Linked DNA regions of Homo sapiens: region 1 is linked to region 2. Evidence: read pairs that join two places in POLR2A ChIA-PET (ENCODE). Cell type or tissue: B cell. All regions are shown on one strand. Each heading gives the region's core, and the rest is flanking DNA. Links, peaks and the distances in the headings are about the cores only.

What was found. ChIA-PET counts read pairs that join two places held together with the same protein. Peaks named below come from ENCODE experiments on the same cell type or tissue, not always from the same donor. Only the 100,000 strongest peaks of a DNase experiment are listed, where the experiment ranks them.
Region 1: POLR2A ChIA-PET joins it to region 2 with 7 read pairs; 2 of 35 experiments call an interaction of 5 or more read pairs at or near these places.

Annotation. Positions count from the first base shown.
Region 1 is chr3:195,158,078-195,166,271 of GRCh38, reverse strand. All of the region lies in intron 2 of XXYLT1 (xyloside xylosyltransferase 1), which reads left to right. Among named protein-coding and RNA genes, the nearest start is that of XXYLT1-AS2, 14 kb to the right of the region's middle. RefSeq lists a silencer at 2,756-2,923 and enhancers at 3,619-3,768, 3,809-3,948, 5,483-5,997, 6,010-6,510. In B cell, for the core only: no CTCF peak of the experiment used is centred there; DNase peaks (open chromatin) are centred at 3,888 and 5,091; H3K27ac peaks cover 567 bases.
Region 2 is chr3:194,970,373-194,979,555 of GRCh38, reverse strand. No RefSeq gene overlaps it. Among named protein-coding and RNA genes, the nearest start is that of XXYLT1-AS1, 120 kb to the left of the region's middle. In B cell, for the core only: no CTCF peak of the experiment used is centred there; a DNase peak (open chromatin) is centred at 3,895.

The DNA.
Region 1 (8,194 bases), core at 2,060-7,059, 190 kb before region 2:
TGAAATTAAAATTTAATTAAAATTGGGAAATAGACTAATTAGTGCTGAAGTGCAGTTTGGTAAACAGAATCTTTGCAATGATGGAGTCTGCTGTGGGAAGTGACTAAGGGGGTTTCTTGGTGGTGAAATGTGTGGGGACTTCTGCTCCATGGGAAGGGGAGAGTCTGTATTTCCAATGAAAATTGGAGCCTGGATTCTCAGCACAGGGGCCAGTCCTGGACTTCCCCACCTTCCTGTGTCATTCTTATCAGACTCATAACAGGAGGGGCTCCTCTCAACCTTGGTAAACAGAGATGAAAGCAATGAAACTTCACCTGTCAGGGAGGAGGCAGCTAGAGAATGGGGACAGTAAGCCCTGTGTGTGAGGATTCAATGAGGCAAAATATGTAAAGTGTGTAGTCCAGTACCTGAGATATAGGGACTTAATTATCTCCTAGATGATGCTAGATCGTCCATCTTTTTTAGAAGATATAGTATCAACAGCACTAATATAACGATGATGATAGATCGTCCATCTTTTTTAGAAGATGTAGTATCAACAGCACCAATATAACGTGACATTTTGTTAGGATTCCTGGCTCAGGAGACAGGAAAGCTGAAGAGCCATTTGACCATTGGCTAGTCAGTTTGCAAACTGTCACAGGGTAAAAGATATTTGCTACTGAAAAGATTAAGGCCATATTTTTTCCTCCTGCTAGAAAAGGTCAGAGAGGTATTTCTGGACTCATAAAGTGGAGAAACATTTTTCTGTGCTGTGATGTGGGTTTCTTCTAGCACAAGGGATGATGTGGGGCCATTCTTTCCACACCCCTCCATGGTCCCAGGGAGAAGTCAGGCGCTGTGGCTGGGGGTGGACATCTTCCTCTCGCTGAGAAGCCGGCTGTTCTCTGCCTGGTCCTATTTGCCCTTTCTGGGAGAGGATCTCAGGAGTTTGCGCCTCTCTTGGTTGTTGGTGCTTCCGCCGTAGTTGGCTGGAGGAGGCTGAGGAAACCCTGTAGCCTGCGACCCTGTAGAGGATGGTAGGAGGCTGGAGAGCACCACCTGGAGAAGAATGAGTCTGCTGGGGGAGAGGAACTGAGACAGTGTAACTCCAGGGAAGAGTGGCGGATTCATTGTTCACAATGGGGAGAACTGCTGCCAGAATACAGAGACCTTCATGTTAGAGACACGAAAGAGGTAGCCAAGGTGCTAGAACTTGAAAACAAAATGTTTTCATGTGTACACAGGAAGGCGGGGAAGTCCAGGACTGGCCCCTGTGCTGAGAGTCCAGGCTCCAATTTTCACTGGAAATACAGACTCTCCCCTTCCAATGGAGCAGAAGTCCCCACACATTTCACCACCAAGAAACCCGCTTAGTCACTTCCCATAACGGACTCCATCATTGCAAAGGTTCTGTTTACCAAACTGCACTTCAGCACTAACTAATTTGTGTTTGCTTAGGCATTGTAGTCAAGGACCCACAGATAAGCGTCCACATCCATCATGAAATGTGTTTTCAGTGTCAGAATGGAACAAGGTCATGGTCACACAAGAGGTTGGCCATCAGAAACAATTTCAGGAGGTGTCAACCATCTTGGTATGGTATGGGTACCCCAAGGTGAGGCATCCTGCTCACAGAACTCTCTGGGCATTGCAGAAATAGTTGTGGGGTTGTGATCCTACTCTGAGGGTCTGTATTGCTGGTATCTGGCCACCTCTGGCCTGGTCCTCCTTGCTAATGACCATGCCTGGATTCCAAGGGACCCAGTGGGACACAAATGCAGGGAGGCAAGGCAGGGAACAAAGAAGGAACAAAGTGTGAGGCAGGGGACAGAGGACAGTAGTCCTTCAGGATGGCAGCCTGGGGCTGGCAGGCACGGATCTTGTTGATAGACCAACTGGGGACAGCTGAGGGCTGAACAAAGGTCTGGAGGGGAAGCAAGCAAGAGTCCATGCGGAAACACAGCAGCGGCTCCACTGCAGCAAGGAGGCTCCATGAACAGGGAAAGGGGATCTGGATGTGGGGCCAGTGACATGGACTTAGTTCCCATCTTGCCACTAGTGACCATGTGACCGTAGCAACACCTAATCTCTTTGGGCCTCTATTTCTTGATCTGTAAAGTGGGTGTAGTTACTTCTTGCCTTCTGTGGGAGTACTGCTAGTTCCTGCTCTATATCAGTTCTTTCCTTTCTTATTTACAACTGCATCCCATTTATTTGGGGGTAACCTTTTGCCCATAAAAGAATGCATTTCACAGCTTTCATTGTAGCTAAGTGTCGTCACATGACTAAATTTTGTCTAGTGAGCTATGAGAAGAAATGTTAAAGACTTCCAGGAAGGATGCTTAAACAGTCTGCCTCATTGCAGGAAGCAAAGTCAGGGTGTCTTTTCTCTTTGGTCCTTTCAGTTGCCTGGAATGCAGCCAAGTTGGCTGGAGCCCCAGCAGCCCCTGTCTTGCACCATGAGGTACCTTGAGGATGGAAATGAGATCTAGGATAGCAAAGGAGAAAAGCAGAAGTCGTCTGGGTCTTTGATAACTTCATGGAGCAGCCATGCCCTCCGTGGATGTGGCTTAGTTATGCTCTTCTCTGTGTTGAAACTGTTGCTGCTAGAGGTGTTCTGTGATATGCAGTTAAACCCAGTCCACATGGATGCACCTGCCCCCTAGGGTTGCTGTAAGGATCAAACGAGTTAAAGCATGGGAAGGAGTTTTATGGGCTGGGAATGTATTTTGAACGTTGCAACATGCCATAGAAATATAAGGAATTAGTCCTATCATTGTCATTGCCATGTGAATCAATGGAAGGGGCAAGGCTGCAGTGGACAGGCCCTGACAGAGTGCAGGGCCAAGGGCAGGAGCAGGTGTCAGGGGACAGTGTGGGGATGAGGAGCTGCAGGCAGCAGGATGGAACCTTTGTTAGTTTACCTAATTTTAGACTGAATCCATAAGGTGGCATGGGCTCAAATGCCACTCAAGAGGGAGAGAGTGGTTGGAAGGTGAGATTAGAAACAGGAGCCCATAATTCTGATAAAGAATCTCAAAATGGAGAATTTGAAAAGTTGCACTGTGACAGTTTGGGCAACCAGTGGTATCTGTATCATTATTTTCAGAAAACACCTGATAATTCTATCCAAAAAGGATTGCTTTCTACAGCTTCTCCCCCAGGGGTCTCTGAAAAAAAGCCTGTTGGTGAAGAAGAAAGACTAAGCATCATCGGTCTAACTGTTGTGAACAGAGTCCAGATGTGTTCCTGCCTCAAATAGGAAAGAATTTAAGCTTTTAGAGACAAAAAAAAACCAAAAACTTATAGCAGACACGAGAGAGATGTGAACTATGGAAAGGCCAGCAGGGACCATGGACATCCTTACCATAGAAATGGAAGATTTTCAGATCTCAAATTCCATTTCCCCTGTGTATTGAACTACATCAATCCGTGCGTAAGCCATCACTTCATATTGGCAATAGAAGCGAGAGGGAAATTTACATTGGGTGTTATATGTGCTGTCTTATGTAAGTCCCCCAAATTTTTCAGCCAAGTTCAAAATAAATTCTGTCCTATCCTAAAGGATATGATTTATACCTCTTAGCAGAAGGTGCTAAGGATGAGGAAGGAGACTCATGTTACACTGTTGCTGAAGCAAAAACTGTGTCTTCTCATGATAATTTGTTTGGTCCACAAAACAGGAGCTGGGCGCTATAAACAATGCCATGGCTGAGCCATAGCCAACACAGTTTTTCATGCTTCATTTTGAGAGGGGGCGAGTAAGGCCTGAAGAAAGTTTGTTGTACAGCGAATATATGAAACTGGCTGTGGTTATTCATTTCAACTTCCTGGACCCAAAACCTTTTACCAGAGCTGCTAACAGGTTGCATAAATCACTCTATGAACTCTGTTTCCTTTCTCCCCCCGACCATCCGAGGAGGGGCAGGCTGCTAATGTGGAAAACATAGATTAGCACAGTGAGAGTCAAGGCCTTCCTGTCTGGGCAGAGCCTGCAAAGCTGAGCGCTGGCCGTATCCTGGCTGCCCAGGAGCCCGGAAGGCAGGGCAGCATGGGCAGTGAAAAGCAGGCACCAGGCTGTCGAGCCCAACAGACGGGGTTTCGAGCCCTACCACTGACCAGCTGCGTGATCTTGGATTATTATACTTCTCGATTTCCTCATTTGTCAAGTGGAATTTTTTTTTTTTTTTTTTGAAACAGGGCCTCACTTGGTCACCCGGTCACCCAGGCTGGAGTGCAGTGGTGCGAACACAGCTCACTGCAGCCTCAGATTCCCGAGCTCAAGTGATCCTCCTGCCTCAGTCTTCCTAAGTGCTGGGATTACAGGCATCAGCCACTGCACCCAGCCAAATAGAAATAATATTAATCTCAGGGCTGGGCGTGGTGGCTCACACCTGTAATCCTAGCACTTTGGGAGGCCAAGGTGGGCGGATCACCTGAATTCAGGAGTTTGAGACCAGCCTGGCCAACATGGTGAAACCCCGTCTCTACTAAAAATATAAAAATTAGCCGGGTATGGTGGCGTGCCTCAGGAGGCTGAGGCAGGAGAATTGCTTGAACCCGGGAGGCGGAGGTTGCAGTGAGCCAAGATCGCGCCATTGCCCTCCAGCCAGGGTGACAGAGCAAGACTCCATCTCAAAAAAAAAAAAAAAAAATCTATATATCTATATATCTCATAGAGTGTTTAGATGATTCGGTGATACAAGGGCATAAAACCCTTTCTTCCAGAAGTTTCTCTATTGGTCTTTGTCAATGAAAGAGAATCCCAATAGTCTTCATGCTTCTTGGGGATGAGGGTCTTGTGGGAGGTGGTCATGGTTGGGGGTTCTGTCCATGAAGCCCCAGCCACTGCACAGAGATGATCTGGGGTCGTCTGCTATCTTCACCCTTGATGTGGAAGCATTTCTGGCTCATAAGAGGACTTTAAAAGGGACTTCAGAGATGTCCGAAGGCTTTTCTCAGAAATGTGTCGTGGCTCAAGCAAACTATCGAGCGAGGCGAATCTGTAATTGCTCTCCACCCTGAGCCTTTTTTGCTGAGTTGTCTTAAACAAATTACCGAAAGTCTCTGAGCATCAGGTTCCTCATCTGAAACTGGAAGATACTAACCACCACCTCGAGGAGACATGATGGAGGTTCATGGGCTGAATCAGCATGCAAAGCCTTCCCAGGGCCTGGCACACAGACATCCCTTCCCTGCTCCTAGAGGGTGAACATTTGTCTGGTCAGGCTGGAGGAGCCCCTAGAATCTGTGGCCAAGGCGCAGGACCCTTGGCAAGCTCCCCGTCTTCCTTTGTAGCCCCTATTCCTATAGTGAGCCAGCTGCCCTGTGGCTGGGCCTTGTCCTGGGAGGGAAATGGAGAAGAGCGCTTTGACAGAGAAACATCCAGCCCAGAAGCGACCCAAGTTTCTGTTGGATGTGAGATCCACCACCGCCAATTCCAACCGCACATCCCCTTGGGGACACGCCCTGGGTCTGTGCGTCGCGGGGCGGACCCTCTACCACATGCTCAGACCCTCCAGTGCGAGAAGCCAGCCTGGTCTGGCTGGTGGAGCACAGGGGGACCGTGCCTGTCCCGTGGGCCTCAAAACAACTCCTCTGGGGTCAGGATCCTCTCACTGTTAGGGGAAGTCTCCACCCCTTTCAGTTGCCCTTTGGCTCCCGCAGGCCAGAGGTGCTCCTGAACAGCAATTTAAAAACACCAGAGTATGATAAGGCAGGTGGCATATTGCTGCAATATTTCAAAGTGGACAATGGGAAAATTAGCCCCTTTTCCAGGCAGCTGCTTCCAGGTCCTCAGCCTCAGGACGCTGGAGTCACATAGCTTAATGCTGTCATCATTTCCCCTTCTCCCTAAACCCTCTCCCAGTTAGTGGAATTTGGGCTGATGCTCTGCAGTGAAAGCCCTCTAATGTGTTGTAAATATTTATCTCTGCAAATCTCTGAAGCCATTTCAAAACAGAAAGACAGAGGAGGCGCTTGCATGGTTCACCTGCCCCTCCCTGAAGGCCTGTTGTGTTTCCCAGGACAGTAGGCACTGTGCTTACCTGAGCATGTCTTTTCTTTGCATCGTTTCTTGATCTATTTTGTTGCGTGTTGCTTTTTGTGTGTTAAGATGTGTCTGCTAAGAATTGTTTCTGGGGATAGGAGAAGGGAAAGGAGAGGACAGAAGGCTCACTATTTTTTTCTTCTGGATTTTTTTTTCCTTTTCTTGTTTATTTTTGGGTATCATTAATTACTCACTCTGGGTTGTAATTCCACCCATGGTCAGATGACATGCTTGTGGCTGGTTTAATTGGATGCTGATGATGAGCCGAGTTGGCCCAAGCATGTCCTGGGAGGGAAATGGAGAAGAGCGCTTTGACAGAGAAACGTCCAGCTCAGAAGCGACCCAAGTTTCTGCTGGATGTGAGATCCACCACCGCCAATTCCAACCGCACATCCCCTTGGGAATGTTGATTTGAAAATCTCCCAGCTGGTACTGGGGCCGTGCATGTGGCCCTCTGTGGTGTAATTGTACGGAAGCATCGGCCGCCAGCCAGGCCTCAAACCCAGGCAGAAGACATAGGTGTTCTCAGCCCTGAAAATAGTCCCCTGGACAGCCAGGAGCTCCTGAGGAGTGCTGCCAGGGCCGTGACGGCAATGATGGTGACAGGGTCTTGGAGGTGTTGAAAGCTACACCTTTAGCTTGTACTCACTTGTCTTCATGCTGATATTTCCATGGGATGATATGCAGATACTCCACGAGCTAGTTGTGTTGGGTGCCTGGTTAGTCCTGAGCACACCCTTTGGTCCATTACACAATGCATTCTGCTCTCTAGGAGTTTATGGCCTGTGTTGGGAGTGGGTTGGAGGTGACGGGGCTAATAAACACAGGAGCATTAACTAGGGAGTCAGTAGACCTGGGTTCTGAGATCAGCTTTGCCACCTAGCTTGCGTGTAATGCCTGACAAGTCTCTCTTCTTGGCCCTCAGCTTCCTCATCTGTAAAATGGGTAGAGTGGCATCAGTTATAACCAGTGTTTTCAGATCTGCCATGCCATTCTTTTTGTTGCGTTTTCTCAAGATTTGGACATGGTGGACATTCAGGCAGCCTTGGGTGCTGGCCATTCTTGTGAGTCTTGTAGCTGTCTAGTCTTCCTTTTTCTCATTCTTCCTCATGATTCTTAGGTTTCATGTCTTCCTGGCTTTGGGGGCAGTTATCTCGTTCATTTATTCCTTACATTTCAGTGATCCTACTGCTATCATTTCAGCTATCCTCCAACCAGCATCTTCTCTGCGATGTTACTTCCATGGATCAGTCTCATTTTGTCCTCACAAAGCCTTCAGCGTTCTGTGTAACCCTCTTGCCCCCACATATTTCCCACAGAGAGACAGCTACCTCAAGGACCAGAGGCCAGAGGAACAGGCCCCTTTAGAAACCTCATCCTAATGAATTCCAGCATTCCTAGTAAGCATCTTTCTCTTCAGCAGTGACATTTACAACTTGGCGTCTTATTTCATAATTACATGAAGGGGCTAACCTCCTGGACAGGTGCCCGCAGGACAGTGCAGGCTGCACAGGGGCCTGTTGGCCTCCGGGAATAGAAAGGAGTGGCCTCCCATCTCAGTTGTTTTATATCTGTGTGAATGGGTCACTTTGTGCTGGAGTTGCCGCCTGTCTCCTTCCTAGTCGGTGGACCTCACCTGGTGAAGTGTTACCAACTTTAAGCAAACCCTTCCTGGAAGGTGCTTTAGGAAGGAGGAGTTGTAAATAACATCGAAGCAGCTCAGATTCTGGTGTCTTAGGCCTACATAGGACCTTTCTGGGTTTACTCCCAGTTGGTCCCTAAAGCGCAGGGGAAGTGCTCAGGTTTACTGAAGGGTATATTAAGACAAGATGAAGATGCTCATCCAGAAGCGTCTGATGGTCCTGAGCCCCGCCCTCCCAGCATATTCCCATTCTCAAGGAATGCCCTCTCCAGAAGGGTGGTGAGACAGGTACGCGGGTGGCCATGACCACAGGCAGGCAGACAGCCATGTGGGGAGCACAGAGCAGGAAGCCATGACTCCTGCAGGGCCTGTCTGGGGTGTTTAGGCTGCTGCTTGCAGAATAAGTAGAGTTTAGATGGCCTTGAAAGAGAGAGCACCTGTAGCAGGTGGTGGGCTTTCGATGTGATGATTGACAGGCTGACTAAATGCACGGCCCTTCCTCCCATCAGGAGTTTCTTTAG
Region 2 (9,183 bases), core at 1,616-6,615:
TAAAATAAAGAGGTAATTAAGTTACAGTGAGGTGTTTAGAATGGGCCTTAATCCAATATGATGGATGTCCTTAAAAGAAGAAGAAATTTGGACACAGACACATGTCTGCAAAGAGAGGAAAGGCCGTGTGAGGACAGAGCAATAAGACCGGCGTCTGCGAGCCAGAGAGAGAGTCCTCAGAAACCAGAGCTGCTGACACCTTGACCCTGGGCATCCAGCCTCCAGAACTGGGAGAAAATAACTGTCTGCGGTTGAAGCCACCCACTCTGTGGTACTTGGTTATGGCAGCCCTAGCAAATTAATACACTTGTTTTTTTTTTTTTCCAGTCGTGCTTTTCTTCTGGGTTCACTTTCTATTTCCCCTCTGAATTGTTGACTAGTTCAAGTTCTTTCAGAGGGGATCTCTGGGCCTTAAACTATCTTAATATATCTAAACAAATATTTAGCTCACCTCTGTCTAGCTGATCCACCTGGCATATCTTGAACGCCAGTTTACTTGAATATAGAATTCAAGGAGCGAGTCTCAGTCCCTGGGTAATGTGGACTTAGCAGGTCCCATTCCACCAGCTCCTACCTCTCGGAGGAATGACTCTCTTCAGTCATTTCTTCAAAGGGACATGCTCAATAAACAAGAGCTCCTTCACAGGTACATTGAATATTTTTTTCTTTTTTCAGACGAAGTCTCACTCTCACCCAGGCTGGAGTGCAGTGGTACGATCTCGGCTCACTGCAACCTCCACCTCCTGGGTTCAAGTGATTCTCCTGCCTCAGCCTCCTGAGTAGCTGGGATTACAGGTGCCCACCACCATGCCAGGCTAATTTTTGTATTTTTAGTAGAGACAGGGTTTCACTATGTTAGCCATGGTGGTCTTGAACTTCTGACCTTGTGATCCACCTGCCTTGGCCTCCCAAAGTGCTGGGATTACAGGCGTGAGCCACCGCACCTGGCCCTATTGACCTCTTAAGTGTAGACATACTGGAGGAGAAGGAGAGGACCTGTTCTACACTATAATCCCCTTGGAAGACATTTTTTCTTAGCACATTGAAGATATAAGTCATTGTCTTAGGATATCTATGTTGATGAAGGAAGCTCTGCCGTTAATCTGATAGCCATTCTTTTGTAGGTGATCTATCTCTTCATTAAACTAGCTTTTACCATTTTTTTTCCTTGTAGATGTGAATTTATGTCTATTTATCCTGCTTTGGGCTTAGTATGCTTATTTAATGTGGGGCCATAGGTCTTTCCTAATCTCTGAAAAATATTTCTGCCATCATCTCTTTAAATATTGCCTCTTTCCCCATCTCTGTATTCTCACGCTCCTGTTAGGCATAAGTCTCTCTCCTCCACATCTCTGAACTCCTCTCTCAGATTTCATATCTCTTTATATATCTGTGATCTCCTTTGCTCTATCATCCTACTCATTAATTCCTCTTTCAGTTGTCTAGTGATGATTTAACTTGACCATTAGTTTTTAAAAACCAATTATTATATTATTCATTTCTGTAATTGTCTCCTACAATATTCTGTTTTTGCATTATCAGTCTATTCTTTCTTTCTTTCTGTGTTTTTTTTTTTTTGATAGAGTCTCGCTCTGTCTCCCGGGCTAGAGTGCAGTGGTGCAATCTTGGCTCACTGCAACCTCCACCTCCCAGGTTCAAGCAATTCTCCTGCCTCAGCCTCCCGAGTAGCTGGGATTACAGGCATCTGCAGCCACCACCGGCTAATTTTTGTATTTTTAGTAGAGACGGGGTTTCACCATGTTGGCCAGGCTGATCTTGAACTCCTGACCTCAAGTGATTCGCCTGCCTCAGCCTCCCTAAGTGCTGGGATTACAGGGATGAGACACCGCGCCCGGCCTCTTATCAGTCTATTCTTTCTTTGAGTTCTTCAAATACTTCAAATATAGCTATTTTAAAGTCCCTCACAGACTTCTATACAATTTTACATTTCTGACATGTTTTCTGGTTGAATCTGCTGTTTACTGCTCAGAGCTTTGGATTTCTTTGCGCGCTTTGTATTTATGTGGGTGAAGCTATCTCCTGAGGGGTCCTGCATATGCCTGGATTGCAGAGATGTTCCTCTGGAATGACATTGTGATTGCATCTGTTGCCTCTAAAGGGCAAACAGTTTCTAGACCAGTATTTATGTGAGTTTCTAGGCTCGGGACATCCACACCGTGCTGGTAGCAATGAGAATACCTGTCCATAATTTTGTGTCATACAACCTAGAGGTTCAGATATTTTATTGGTGACAGTTTCCCTCATGGTCCAAGGTAAGTGACCCACTTTTGTGCCTAATATTCAGGCCAGCAAGCAGTTTTTCTAATCCCAGTTCCTAAACAGGAGAGCCCTTTCCTGACTCCTGGTTTCATTTGGGGAACTCAGTCCTAGTATTCCTGCTGTCGGCAAGGCTGTGGCCTTGGTGTCACTTCCTGGGCAAGAACTAAAGCTGCAGCCTTTCTAAACACCGTATGACTCCATTTCTCTGGAATTCTGGAAAAAGCAGAAATAGAAGGGCAAATATAGACCAGTAGTTTCCAGGGGAGGGGGAAGAGTTGGCTACAAAGGGCAGAAGGACGTTCGTGGTGATGGAACTGCTCCATGCCTTGACGGGGGTAGTAGTTCTATGACTGTATTTATTTGCCGGAACTCACAGTATTATATCCTAAAAAGGGCGAATTTCACTGTATGTAAATTATATCCTAATCTGGTTTTTAAAAGATGCAGGGTGATAAACTATCTCTATAGCTCAATATGATTTCTGATAACTTGAAAACTAAACCCAGCCTCTAAGGCACACACAGGGTGTAGCTCAATCCTGATTACCACTGCAAGACTCCTCTTTATTTGAGCATCCACAGATGCTTTTTTAGCTTCTGAGCTTCGTTATAGGTTTTGAAATTTAATTTTCTGTACTTTACCTAGAATTTCTATGTGTTTGGAGCAGGAGACCGACCATGGCAGCTCAGACCACTACCTTGACTGAGAACCAGGCCATCGGCACTGCTGGACATAAAGTCTCTGACGGGCCTCAGGACTCTGAAAATGATCATGCATTTTCCAAACAAGCAGCACACACTATTCTGGGTGGCAGGAACTGCCTTGCTTTCCTAATCTAGATGGTGGTTCTTTTATCCTTTCTCCCTCTTCCAGGTGTTTCCTTTGGAAGCACCTCCCCAGCCCAGGTTTCCGCTTCTGATGTCCCTGAAGTGCAGTCTGCCCCAGTGGCTGGATCCTCCCTGTAGTTGCTGAGGACTGGATCACCCCACAGCATTGTGTCAATGCAGTGGGTGCTGCCTCCATCCTGAGCTAAGGGCCTAAGCCAACTCCTAGGACTTGGCGTCCGGGAAGGCGTCTGCTGGCATCTGCTTCCAGTGCATGCTGGTTGCCCAACAATTTGGGTAAATAATGCCATTGCGTTTGGCTGTACCACTGGAAATAGGCCAACTCCAAGAGGTTGCACTGCTTCTGTCTTGATTATTTGCATTGGCTGTTGAAGTGATCTGAAGCTACTAAAACACAAAATGGATTCATTTGAGTGAATAGCAAAGAAGTTACAAATCCTTCTGTATATCATTTTCTCAAAAACTTAAGAGCATGTTACAAAATGTAGAGCAATACAGTACTTCTGTAAAACATACCCACCCAGATATGTGTGTGTGTGTGTGTGTGTGTGTGTGTGTGAGAGAGAGAGAGAGAGAGAGAGAGAGAGAGACTGTCAGGGCGGGAAGAACTCTCTAGAGAAGGGCCCTCTGGTTTTACTGCTATGGAAACTGAGGCTTAGAAAAGGGAAGTGGCCTATTGAAGGTCACACAGCTGGTTAGTAGACAACAGAGACCAGGCGGTCCCCTGAGTCCTAGTTTAGGACTTGTCCCACTGAGCCTGCCTGCCTGTGAGTCATGTGACACCTGTCAGATCAGCTGTGCTGCTGGACTTGCTGATGGAACCCAGCAGATAGTGGCCCTCAGGTTCCCCGAACCCAAGCCTGGAGAAAGGGAGAGCCCCTGAATCAGATGTGAGAATGATGAAGGCATGGCGGGCACCAGCCAGCATCTGAGCAGCGGAAGCAGAGGCTCCTTCCCTTAGCTCCGTTAGTGTAGCCAGAAAACAGAACATGAGTCCTAAGGCCCTGAAGGTCTGAAGCCTTGAGGGGTGCCCTCGTCACTGCTGTCATTGTGAAGGCTGCTGTCATTGTGAAGGCTGCTGTCATGAAGAAGGTGGAGCCGACTGGAGGGAAGGTGGTCACTCTCCCTGCAAATGCATTCATCTCCTTCACTAGTTCCAGAGCTCTTCAGGTCGGGCTGTGGAACAAGGGGTACAGCACTGACCTTATTTAGAATTGCAGGCACATGGTGAGAAAGAAAAGCAGATTGACCTTCACACAGGTCTATCACTGTTTTCAGCTCTTTACAGACAATGCAGGCCATCTTTTTGGTATCTGTGGGGACGGTCCTCACTGCCACCATCCCCCTGCATACCACCATCCAGAAGTCCCTAAACAGAGCTCCTCCATGTGGTTGTCTGCTAACTGCAGGGCTGGGTTGCATGGTCACCCTTGCATGAAGGCGCAGCTGGGAAGGCGAGCATTTTCCACTTTTCAGGCTCCACCATGGAAGGTAACAAGGGAGGGGCCTGGCAAGCTGCCGTGCCTTTCAGCCACAGTCCCCCCAAAGTCGGCAAGGGGGCCTAGCTGTAGCCCCCTTGGGAGTTTTCTCAGCAATCCATGGAGACCATCAGACCCTAGCAGAGCCAGCTGTGTTGGCTGATACAGCTGTTGCCAAGGCCCACCTTGATAGAGCCCAGGGGCACAGGCACCAGGGAGGCAGATCGCACAGAAATGAGGGCATGTTCTGTGGGTGGGTGTAATTGGAAACTGAATGGTTCTGGAGAGGCCAGGGCCAGGGGCTCACTTACTCCACTGGATAATAATCCAGACTTAAACCTCAAAGTGTTTGCGGGAAGTCAGCATTAGCCTAAACAATCTCATCCAAAATATCAGTGACAAGTGAAAAATTTCATTAGAAAAGCCGGCTGGGCATGGTGGCTCACACTTGTAATCCCAGTACTTTGGGAGGCCGAGGCAGGTGGATCACCTGAAGTCAGGAGTTCCAGACCAGCCTGGCCAACATGGTAAAACCCCGTCTCTACTAAAAACACAAAAATTAGCTGGGTATGGTGGTGCATGCCTGTAAATTCCAGCTACGTGTGAAGCTGAGGCACAAGAATTGCTTGAACCCGGGAGGAGGAGGAGGTTGCAGTGAGCTGAGATTGCGCCACTGCACTCCAGCCTGGGAGACAGAATGAGACTCCATCTCAAAAAAAAAAAAAAAAAAAAAAAAAAAATTGGTTGCTGCAGCTGAAATATACTTTTCTATGTATCTCATCATCAGTTACCAAAATTTAATGGTTCCCACTAGTGATGCTGAATAGCCCTGTTGAACATTCTAATAAGCAAATTAGATAAGTTTGGCGATGTGTTTGCTTGGCAAGTTGAGCTCTGCAAATTGTCTCTTGGTGAATTGGTCTCTCAGCTTTCTGTAAACTGGCATTTGCTGGACTGACCTAGACTCACCCTTCTGGATGGAGACAGGGAGAGCTGGGGTTGCCTCAGGGATGAGAGGTCAGCATTGTGTCCAACGAGTCAAGGGTAACTGGGCCCAAATGTCCTTGCTGAGGCTCCGCCTGGCTTCTCTCCAGTGACTGTGAGTGGTGTTGGCGTGGCTGAAGTGAACTTACTGTTTAACTTGCAAAGGATCTTGGAGAAATGCACAACAGGAGACCCTTCGGTGATGCTTGTCCTTGATGCGTAGCAGCTCTGGAGGGTTCGGAAGCCCGAGAGTCTCTTCTTTCTCAGGAAGAAAAGGGCTGACTGCTTGAGAATCCTGGCGAAGACTATTTGTAAATGTGTTAAGGACCTGACTCCGGGCAAGACAGCTGGGGGTACCTTGAAAAGGTCAGAGTGCCGCCGAATGCATGAGGCAGCTGTGCCCATTTACCGAGACTGGTCCTGGGGGAAAGGCATGAAGCTGGGCCACCTTCTGATTTGCTAAGGGCAACCCTGGGAGCACCTGTGGGTGGGGTGGGATGGGGGAGAGGTCCTGGAGCAGGAGTCTGGGGCAAAATCCAACATTATGGAGCATGTCCAAAGGATGCAGCCCATCCAGTCCTTGCTAGAATGAAAGACTCTCTATCCTGTATTCAAAAAAATTTGTGCCATGTTTATTTCGCAAAGTCACAAAGTGTTAGGTGTGTATGGGAGTGAGGTAGCTGGGGTGTGGTTGTTGAGTAAAGGAGGATGTTTTGACAATTTTAGAGCGTTGCTAAACTGGCCCATTTCTAAAGACAAATACATATTTGTTGATTGACTTAATTGTTAATTACAGTTCTGCCCGCCGAACTGCACAGCTACTTGAGTACGACATAAGACATGCTTAATCACGGTTGACATTTTTTTTTTCTAAGCGTAGTGTTGTTAGAGTCTATAGGTTTTTAAAGTATTTTTTTTTCTGGGTAAAGAGGCTTCTTCAGGCTGGGGATGGTAAATAATTTTCACTGTAAATCATCTCAGAGCTTTGCACAGCACAGGCTTAAAGTACACTGCGATGGGCTTAAAGAGGATTTTATTAAATTGCGGTGTCTTAGGAATGGGAGCAGATTCAGGGCCCTTGAGAGAGAGACCCATGCTGCTGTATGGATATCTCGGACCACTTGAGTCCTGGCCAGGTCTGCAATCCTGACCCTTGAAGCAGCGGCTTCTATATTTGGCCTTCCTCCCCGTACCCATCTCTTTTCATAGCATTCCTTTGCTCCAGCACTAACCAGGAAGCACTCTCTATACCTCCAACCCTTCTAGAAAGAGAAACAACTCTCCAGAACATTACCAGCAACATGTCTACGGGAAATGAATCCAATTTTATTTTTAAAATGCCAGTTCTGCAGAGCAATGCACCACACTTGAAAAACAGCATTCTTAAATATACAAGTTGCTGAATGAGTAGTTTTGGAGTGTTCTCATTGCCCATGCAGTGGAATTTGTTGGGTTTTCCCAAAATAGAAAGGAACTGGATGGAAGATTAGTTGGTGTATTATGTATCCATTTCTGCATAACAAATCACCCAACCTTTAGAGGATCCAGAAGGCAGGGGCAGCTTGAGCTGGACAGTTCCTGCTTGGGGTCTCTCCAGAGGTTGTGATCAGATGTCAGGCAGGGCTGCAGTCCTCTACAGGCTTTTCTGATGCTGGAGGACAGTGTGGCTCACTGTCATGGCGGGGGACTGGGGACTGGCTGTTGGTGGGAGCCTCAGTTCCTCTCCAGCCTGCAGGGCTGCTTGAGTGTCTTCCCAGTACAGTGGCCAGCTTTCCCCATACTGGGTGAGCCATCCAAAGGCCAAGGAGGAAGCTGCAGTACCTTTTATGACCTAGCGTTGGACGCCATGCACTGTAGCTTCTGTCATTTCTGTTTGTCATCCAGAGCAGCTCTGATTCAACGTGAGAAGGGAGACCACATAGGGTTTGAATGCCAGGACATTAGAATCATTAGGGGCCATCGTGGAGGCTAGCTGCCACCTGAGAATCATGCGTTCTGCCTATAACACACCCAGTCGATACCAGCATTTGGTCCAGCTGGGCCACGAAACTGGTTACTTCCCGATGCTATAAGGGCCATATTTTGGATTCATACATCAGGACTCTGTACCACCGTAGACAAGACATTCTTTTGCTTCTGTGTGTTTAAACTATTTCTCTGTACAACAGTAAATCATTCTTACCCAGGTTGTGTCTAGGTTGGAGTGCTTTGGTGCCTGCAGGGGTTGCTTTGACAACTAGAATATTTGTTGGGGATCAGTTGAGCCTAGCATCTGTTTGAGCTTCTCATACTAAATACAGTCCAAAGTGGTTGTTATCTCTTTCGATTCTGAGTGTCCCATTGCATGTGGCATTTCTCAGGAAAAGGAACATCATCTTTGGCTAGTCAAGCTTCTTAATAGCAATGGTAGAAAGCAATTATGCTAATTTAAAACAAAAAGAAACTTCCCAATCTTGGATGTTTTACCATATCACTGGGAAAGATGCAGGACTGAGCTTATAAAATGGGCTGGAGCAGAAAGGCTAGCAGCACTCAGGTTTACACCAAACCACAGCTCAGAACCAGGCAGAGAGGATGCCGCTGTCACATCTGCTGGGAAACAGAGCCTCAGCTGGCATGGCTGCCACTCCACTGCCACCAGCACCTGTGACGCTGGGCACTCACACTGCTGCCCCTGCTGCCACCCCTCTGTACAATGTTACCATCACAGGTCCAGCCATCCCTGCAATGTTTTTCCTGGTGACCCTCCTGCCTCCCCTCAGCAGATCCTAGCACACATCTGGGGCAGGTAGGAATCTGACTGGCTGAGTCTAAGCCATGCTCTCGTGTCCTAGCTGCAGGAGACACTGGAAAAAGCACAAATCTGGCCTTCTTGGCATCCATCGTGGAGGAAGGGCTCTGCTTCCTACAAATACTCGTGAGGTAGTAAATTCACAAACACAAGAAGGGTTCCAGATGCTGGGCCATCAAACCAACAACAAGCACAAAACAGACAAATGTCTGCCACAATTAGTTGCTACCTAGAGAACAACATTTTGGCTTGTACCAAAATGTTTCGTTTCTTAAAAAATACCTGGAGAGTGTGTGAGAAGTTGAGCTGGGCTCTCTGATTTGTCAAAAGATCAAAAGAATGTCTAAAAAAAAAAAAGCCCGATAAAAAATAACAACATCAAAGCAAGAAGAAATATTTGCAACTCTATAATAAAATAAAAGGACAAATAGCCCAATTAAAAAACAGGCAAAGGATATAAGTGTTTATTCTTTTTCCAAAGGAAATATACAAAGTGCCATTGAGAACATGGATGATACTCAATGCCATTAACCATCAAGGACATATAAACCAAAACCACAATGGGATACCACTTCATGCCCAATAGGAAGGCTATAATAAAAATGACAGATAACAATAAGAGTTGGTGAGGATATACAGAACCCTCATAAACTATTGGTGGGAATGTAAAATGGGGGACACACTTTGGAAAACAGTCTGGCCATTCTTCAAAAGAGTAAACAGAGAGTAACCATATGACCTAGCAATTCTATTCCCTAGGGATATGACCAAGAGAAATGAAAATATTTGTCATTTTGTACAAAAA